2 separate regions of the Homo sapiens genome follow, and region 2 is linked to region 1. A link is a contact called in ENCODE Hi-C or POLR2A ChIA-PET data. All regions are on one chromosome and are shown on one strand. Each heading gives the region's core, a stretch centred on a gene start or an enhancer-like site at or near the end of the contact. The rest is flanking DNA. Distances are from core to core; before and after follow the strand shown.

The links. A loop is a pair of places that touch in the nucleus more often than their neighbours do. ChIA-PET counts read pairs that join two places held with the same protein, here RNA polymerase II (POLR2A). Pooled maps may share reads with other maps.
Region 2: a loop to region 1 is called in a map of naive thymus-derived CD4-positive, alpha-beta T cell, with 2.2 times the contacts of the local background. The contact joins two enhancer-like sites. A Hi-C loop is called at or near these places in 2 of 168 maps with a recorded cell type or tissue (naive thymus-derived CD4-positive, alpha-beta T cell and posterior cingulate gyrus), 1 of 37 single-sample maps with no recorded cell type and 7 of 50 pooled maps. POLR2A ChIA-PET finds 5 or more read pairs at or near these places in 1 of 52 experiments (HEK293).

What each region holds. Positions count from the first base shown.
Region 1 is chr18:13,283,519-13,287,517 of GRCh38, forward strand. The region is part of intron 2 of LDLRAD4 (low density lipoprotein receptor class A domain containing 4); the gene reads left to right. Among named protein-coding and RNA genes, the nearest start is that of C18orf15, 46 kb to the left of the region's middle. RefSeq lists an enhancer at 2,798-3,351. Within about 2 kb of position 1,278, at least 2 of the 41 ENCODE cell types and tissues checked have a DNase peak (open chromatin) inside an H3K27ac peak, as active enhancers do.
Region 2 is chr18:13,613,879-13,617,440 of GRCh38, forward strand. The region is part of intron 4 of LDLRAD4 (low density lipoprotein receptor class A domain containing 4); the gene reads left to right. Among named protein-coding and RNA genes, the nearest start is that of MIR4526, 4.5 kb to the left of the region's middle. RefSeq lists enhancers at 1-433, 1,373-1,422, 1,453-1,522, 2,460-2,961, 2,583-2,632. Within about 2 kb of position 1,638, at least 8 of the 41 ENCODE cell types and tissues checked have a DNase peak (open chromatin) inside an H3K27ac peak, as active enhancers do.

The sequences.
Region 1 (3,999 bases), core at 28-2,527:
GCTCCAGTTCCCAACAAGTTCCTCATCTCTGTCTGAGACCACCTCAGCCTGGATTTTATTGTCCTTATTGCTATCAGCATTTTGGGCAAAGCCATTTAACAAGTCTCTAGGAAGTTTCAAACTTTCCCACATTTTCCTGTCTTCTTCTGAGCCCTTCAAACTGATCTGATTTCTGCCTGTTACCCAGTTCCAAAATCACTTTCACATTTTCGAGTATCTTTTCAGCAGTGCTCCACTCTACTGATACCAATTTACTGTGTTAGACCATATTCACCCTGCTGATAAAGACATACCCGAGACTGGGAAGAAAATAGGTTTAATTGGACTTACAGTTCCACATGGCTGGGGAGGCCTCAGAATCGTGGCTGAGGGCAAAAGGCACTTCTTACAGGGCGGCAGCAAGGGAGAATGAGGAAGAAGCAAAAGCAGAAACAAACCTATCAGATCTCGTGAGACTAATTCACTATCACGAGAATGGCACAGGAAAGGCCCTCATAATTCAATTACCTTCCGCTGGGTCCCTCCCACGATATGTGGGAATTCTGGGAGATACAATTCAAGTTGAGATTTGGGTGGCAACACAGCCAAACCAAATCAAGGGTTAAGAGTGGCATTGAGAAAATCAGAAATGCAGCAAGGGCATCAGGGATGCCGAATGCCCTTGTTCATAGTTTGGATTAGAGAATGCCAGCCCGCAGGAAGAAAGTCCCGTGGTGGGAACACCACTTTCAGAGGTGGGAAAGAGAAACTTACCACCTCTGCCACTTCTGCCCATGGCCTGAGACCTGGGCCTCGTCTCCGCCTGCTTGTTGGATTCTGTCTTCTGTGATTAGAGTTTATTAGTTTCTCATCAAGCAGACCTGTGGAGTCATATGGGATAAATACTTTGACGCTTTGCTTTAAACTCAAATGCGCTAGCAGCTCCGTCAGTTCATGCCTAGCACAGCATTGTCAAACTGCTAAAAAGCCAGCAAATTTTCCACCTAAAATTTTGTGGGGGAGGCCAGGGTGGGGGATGTGGGGAAAAGATGTAAAAATAAACCCTCAGATTCTGGGTTGCTTGGTGGTGTGTGTATTTTTCCGTGGTGCGGGAGGTTAGAAATAGCATTGCTTTTTATGGGATTCTCAGCAGCAGCTTGAAAATTTGGCTTTGAGGATTTGGTCTCCCTGTGTGGGTGAGGTGAGTCCTCTGGTGCGGTTTGGGGGGCAGTGCACCCCAGCACCTCCCTGTCCGTTTTCCGCCTTCCTGCCCCTGCTCGAGGCCACCCGGATGAGCTGTGCTCGAGTGTGAAACACGCTTTGCCAAGGTCAGGTTCCTGAGATGACTCGCCCGTGGCAGCTGGTGCCAGTGTTAACAGACTGCATCGCAGCAGTCCCCATAAGTCACATCAGTGCATCTGTGAGGGCAGTCGCAGGGAGGGGCGTCCTTTGGGGATGTGGCATGTCGGACGGGCTGTGCCTCTCAAGCCGATGTGAGACGACCTCCCCTTGACGTCCTGACATTGGTTGGGGGCGTGGGCTGCCCTTTCAAAGAGAGTCCTGAGGGATTCTTGAAATTTGTTATATAGTTCTTACAAATGGAGGGAGGTTGCAGCGTCCCTCTCAAGTGCAGTACAGAAGCGAAATGTGAAGGAGACAGGCACTGGGACAGTGTTTGTAAGCCCCAGGGGCCCAGGGGCATCTGTGAATTCCTTGAAATGTTGCCAGTTCCTGGGGAGAATGCCAGGGCTTTGATAGGATTCTCAGGAGGGTTTTGACCTCCAGAAAGGGTTAAGAGCACTTGCAGTGGAGCACAAGGTGTGTGGTTCATTTGGCTTGGGGCAGTCACTTCAGTGATGGTCAGATTGGAGGTGTCATGAGTGGGCAGAGGGTGACATGGACAGGCTTGCCGAGGACAGTCAGGGGACAGGATTCTGTTGTCAATTGTGTAACTTAACATGGGGGCCATTGGAGGTGTCTGCTGGGCTTTTCCTTTGTAGGCTTTCTTCTTGAAATTCATATAATATTTTAAAGTTGGCGTGCTTCCTGCAGGAGGCTTCGTGGCGATGCTGGGTTAGCTTAGTGAGCTCAGTGCTTGGGAGAGGGTTCCGCTGTGCACAAGGGGTCTGGGGTCTGTCTGCTTAGCCTGACGCTTTAACAGTTTCCCTCTTTTTGTCCTGGGATCTGGTTTGCTGGGGCTGTCCACATTTTTCCATGTCTTTCTTGAAACTCGGGGGTTGTGGTAGGGAAGTCAAGGCTGCACCCTTGTTAGAGAATGGTGGGGGAAACTCAAGCCAGTCCTTCAACTCAGCTTTCACAGCACACTGTTAACTTTGTTTCTCAAACTTTTTGTCCCTTTAAAAAAAACTGTGGTAAGATATACATAATGTGGAGAAGTTGGAACCCTTCTGTGTTGCTGGAAAAAATGTAAAATGGTTCAGTTGCTATGGAAACAGTATATTTTAACCATTTTTAAGCGTACGGTTCTGTGGCATTAAGTACATTCACGTTGTGCAACCATCACCACCATCCATTTCCAGAACTCTCTCCATTTTCCCAAACCAAAACTGTGTACCCATTAAACATTAACTCTGCATTCCCTCTCCCTCCAGCCGCTGACACCCATGGTTCTACTTTCTGTCTCTATGATTTTGACTGCTCTACATACCTCATAAGTGGAATCATGCAGTATTTGTCCTTTTGTGTCTAGTGTATTTCACTTAGCATAAAGTCTTCAGGGTTCACACACATTGGAGCCTATCTCAGAATCTCCTTCCATTTTAAAGCTGACTCATATTATGTTGTCCTTGGAACAGGAAGACGAGAGCTAGAGATACAGTTGGAAAAGAAAGTTAGGGTCAAACTATAGAGTTTTGTTATTTATTTATTTTTAGAGACAGGGTCTTGCTTTGCCACCCAGGCTGGAGTGCAGTGGCACAATCATAGCTCACTGCAGCCTCAACTTACTGGTTCAAGCAATCTTCCTGCCTCAGCCTCCTGAGTAGTTGGGAATACAGGTGTGTGTCACCATGCCCAGCTAACTTTTAAAATGTTTTGTAGAGATGAGGTCTCACTATGTTGCCCGGGCTGGCCTCGACCTCCTGGCGCCATGAGGTTTTGAATGCTCTGCATAGATTATCCCATACGATGTGGGAACCACTGCACTTTTCAGAGGAGACAGTGTCATTAGATGCGTGTTTAGGAAGCTGAGTCTGGTGGCTGAGGGTGGGAGTCAGTGGAGAAGGAGACGGAAGCTGAGAGGGCCAGCCAGGAAGGACAGTGAGGAGCTGTCCCTGGCCTGGGGGACAGGGCCTGAGCTGAAGCAACAGCTGTGGAGAAGAGGCCTGGGGTGGAGGGATCCGTGCGCCGATTGTGTTGGTAGCTGGAATGTGCAGGGCAGGTGGGGCAGAAGGTGGATTGCAGAGTGACTTTTGGGCTTCAGTCTTGGGTAAAGAGAAGGTGGTCTGAGCGGAGACAGCAGCCTAGGAGGTGGCGCTCACTCCGAGTGGAGAGCCTGGACCAGCCCGTGTGGCTGGATGCGTCTGGAGGGCAAATGTGGGGAAATGACTGGAGATTGGCTAGAAAGCAGTCAGGCTGGGAGAAGTCACCACACACAGAGACTTGGTGTCACCCGCAACAGCACAATCCCCACCAGGACGTAGAGGAAATAAGAAAGCAGCCCTCTGGAGAGCAGGAGAAGTCTGCAAATATCTTAGTATATCTTTCTATGAAATACTGTCCCATAAAGTACAGAAAGATACACTCAGATGTCTTGATCTTGGTGCTGTAATGACATTTATTATAGTATAATCAGGATGATCTGTTCTGTTATCAAGTTTTTGTTTGTTTTTCATGATTTTTCAAAAAACAGTTGTTAACACTTTTTAACGTTTAGCCCAGGTAGGAGGATCACTGAAGGCCATGAGTTTAAACAGTAAGGTTGAAATGAGTTTGCCTTCTGTATCTCTTGAGTTGTATCTGATAAAGAGAAACTACCCGGTGCTTCCCTCTGGAGAGTGG
Region 2 (3,562 bases), core at 388-2,887, 330 kb after region 1:
GGACCGTTTCCTCATTTTATTGTCATGCAAATGTTGTACATAAATACATGGCTATAAACAGGCAGCTCAGAGTAACCAGGAGGCTCTTTTCTCAGTGACAGATCACACCCTCTTAGAGTAGTAATTTTTGAATAATTGTTGCAAAATATGAAAACCTTTAGCAAAACTCCAGCACCACTGAAGTCATCAGGAAGTGTTTGGGAGAATACGTGTCTGTGCTGGATGCTGTTGAAGCAGGTCAGGCCGTTGGGGTCCCTTCGTTCTTAGGGCTTCTCCACCAGCTTCTAAATGGGGAATGCCAACTTTGTGCCAGGCACACACTACCTGCTGAGACACTGTGGATGAACAAGGCGTTGACCCAGGGCTCACTCTGTAGAGGAAGAAGACCAGAGAATGGATACCACCAAGACAGTGATAAGTGCTGCAACAGGGTTCAGAGCTGCACAGGAAGTCCCCAAAGGTAGTGAACCCATCATCGGGGCTTAGGAAAGAGCTTTTAAAGGAAGATAAAGCCAGCAGGTGACGCCAAAAACTGGGTATTTCTGTAGGGTAGCTTTTTTCCCTTTCGTTCTACTTGTTGTACTATACAGTAGAGTAGCCAACCCACCTCCAAGGAAAATAAAATTCAAAATATATAATGTAATCAGTATGATGATAGCTCTTATTGTTTTGCTTCTGTACTTCAAGCTGTGAAGTCATTCTTGTAACACAGGCTGAATTTTCCCCCTCAACCATGGTGTTTAATGAGTGTGAATCTTCATTCAACCATTAAAATCTCCAAGAGTATTTTTATACTAACAGTTCACAAACTTGAGGCAATTATAGTCTAAGTAGATTCCAACTCCTGCCCCCACCCGTCTTCCTGCCACCACCGCCGCCCGGTCTCTGGAGGATCTTGGAAAGAATTTACCAGCCTTTAGGAACATTCAGCACTTTAAAAGTGTCACAGAGCCATAAATAAAGAGTAAGACACCCCTAAGACTGTCATCTCATCACCACACCCGTCTCTGCTGAGGAGGACAGAGACAGGAAGGAAATGCGACAAGTTCACTGTGCAGTAGCCAAGCAGGCCCAGCCAACATGTGGGAGGGTGGGTGTCTGTCCCAGCGGTGGGGCAGGAGGCGTGCAGGGGAAGGGGCTGCCTGGAGGTAAGGCTCTGCGGTCAGCCAGCCCTGGGTTTGGTGCTCCAGGAAAGGCCAGCACGTAGGGGAGTGAGGTGGGGTGCTGCTGTTGGTAGGGTAGGAAGTGACCTCGCAGGGTGGGGCCAGGGCTTCGTGGCCAGTGGGCGGCCATTTCTGTGACATTGCAATGTTCTGCGTGGATCGTTTTCTGGATTCCTGCCAAGGTGTTTACTTGGCCTGGGGAAAGAGAGGAACGCATGAGGGGCCCAGACCTTGCCCCCTGACCCATGATAGGGTCTTTGAGGGCATACATAACACATCTGGAGCTTAAAAAGAATTAAACTGTAGAAATAAGACTTCAGTGAAGGATAATATATTAGTGGAGGAAAGACCAAATGGAAGATGGTGTTAACCATCCCACAAATAGAAATGAGTGTTATATTAGGAGCCTAAGGTGGGACAACCACACTTCCCCAGAGCTCTTTAAAAATAGCGCAGACACTCATGCCTCTAGTATGATTCAGTTCAGCTCCTCATTGAACCAGGGAAGAGACCGACAGACTTCACACCACTTCTTCTGTTCCTGTAATTCTCCACTGTGCAGCTTGGGATTTCCTGGAGATGTTTCCATAAAAATAGAGAGATGCCATCATCACTGTCGTCACTGTCACTGCTGTACAATAATAAAAGAAGGTGCTAGGATGCCTTCCTGTAAGTTTTAGACTAGATGTATTAAAAAGTATCCGGTATTTCCATTGCAGTGACTCATCTGTTACAGCATCATGAACTACAGCGCCGTAGAAGGGGGATGTGAACGTTTGACTTTGGCCTCAACTTCTTTCCTTGCGTGCCCTGCTTTCTAGCACTCTTCTGTGGACATCTGTTACTGTTGAACAAGGAAACTCAACCAGTGGTCTGTGTTCAGAATCCGTGTTAGGCGTGTAGCATCTTGGAAGCCCCAAAGCATCCTATTAATTTTCTAAGAATGCTACTATTCCTGCGGGTTTTATTTTTCTAAACTTTCTGTTTTAACAGTTCTTCCAGAATTCATTTTCTTCTTAGCCTCCCCTTTCCAGCCCACTCCTCCCCAACCCCTAAAAACGAAACCCAAACCCCAGGTGTCTTTCCTTTCTGTGGATGCTGGGCTCCACGCACCACAGCCACCTCCCTGCCCTGCCACGTGAAAACAGGCTGTGGGTGTTTAGTGGAATTCTCCTGTTTAAAATGACTGAGAGGGTGTGGGAGGACAGGTGGGGGGGGGGGGGTTGCCACACACCCCCTCGTGAGCTTGAAAGGGGGTCATGGAGGGAGAGGGCATCTCAATGCAGGGCTCAGGGTCTGGGAATCCTCACACACGTTTCCAAGAACCTGTTGACTGCAGTTTTCACTTTGAGGATCTCCTGGGCCCTGCCTGGGGAGGCTTTGTGGCCCTGAAGAGAGTACAATGCTCATCTTTTCTGTTGCTAGTGTTCTGGCTCCTGTGACTTAAAGACGAGAAGGAGGTCTGTTTCCACTGATGGGTTTTGCCCAGAGTCCCCAGAGCAAGGCTCTGCCGCGTGTGTGGGCCCCGCACCAGACCCTGACGCCCTCAGGGGAGGGCTTCGGGAGCACCCACCGGCCACCGTCACCTGCAGCCAGGGACCAAGCTGCTGCAGTGAGATGACCAGGCTGTGAGGATGGTGGTCTCTGGGACCCAGGTATCCCTGGGTCTTTGTTGCCTGCAGGAAGAGCTGCCTCCTGTGCCCAGGGCTGAGTGCCTTCATGGCTCAGGCCTCATCAGGCTGCCGCCACCCCAGGGCACCCCACGGGGCCACTCGATTCGGTTTGCAGGCTCCTGAGGACAGTGTTCCTGCTCCCACAGCCTCTGAGCATGCCCATGAACTTGACCTGCCCCAGGCACCATGCCACTAGGGTGCCCGTGAACCCCCAGGGCCGACGCTCATCCATGTGCTGTAGATGCACCTGCCACGGCTGGGCATGACTCATATTTGGAGCCTCAGGGCAACAGCATGGTGCAGGTGTCCCAGCAGGGCAGGGCGGTACCTGTGTGTGGCAGGTTTATAAGAAAGCAGTCCCCTTAAAAAGAAAGATGGTGGGGCCTTTACTTTTTTTTTTTTTTTAAGAGACAGGGTCTCGCTATATTGCCCAGGCTGATCTTGAACTCCTGGTCTTAAACAATTCCCCCGTCTTGGTCTCCCAAAGTGCTGAGATTCCAGGCACGCCTGGCCTGGAGTTTAGTTTTACAGAGAGTAATTCCATGCACTGTTTCATACAACTGAGATCTTTCTTATCCTTGCCTGAATTTTAAAATCAGATATATTAGCTCAGAAGATGCACACCTTTCAGTCAATATCACATGTTCCATGTGCTGTGTCAGACCAAAAGAGGAATAAAATCCAGAGCAAATAAAGATCTAACATAAAATTCAAACTCCAAAAATC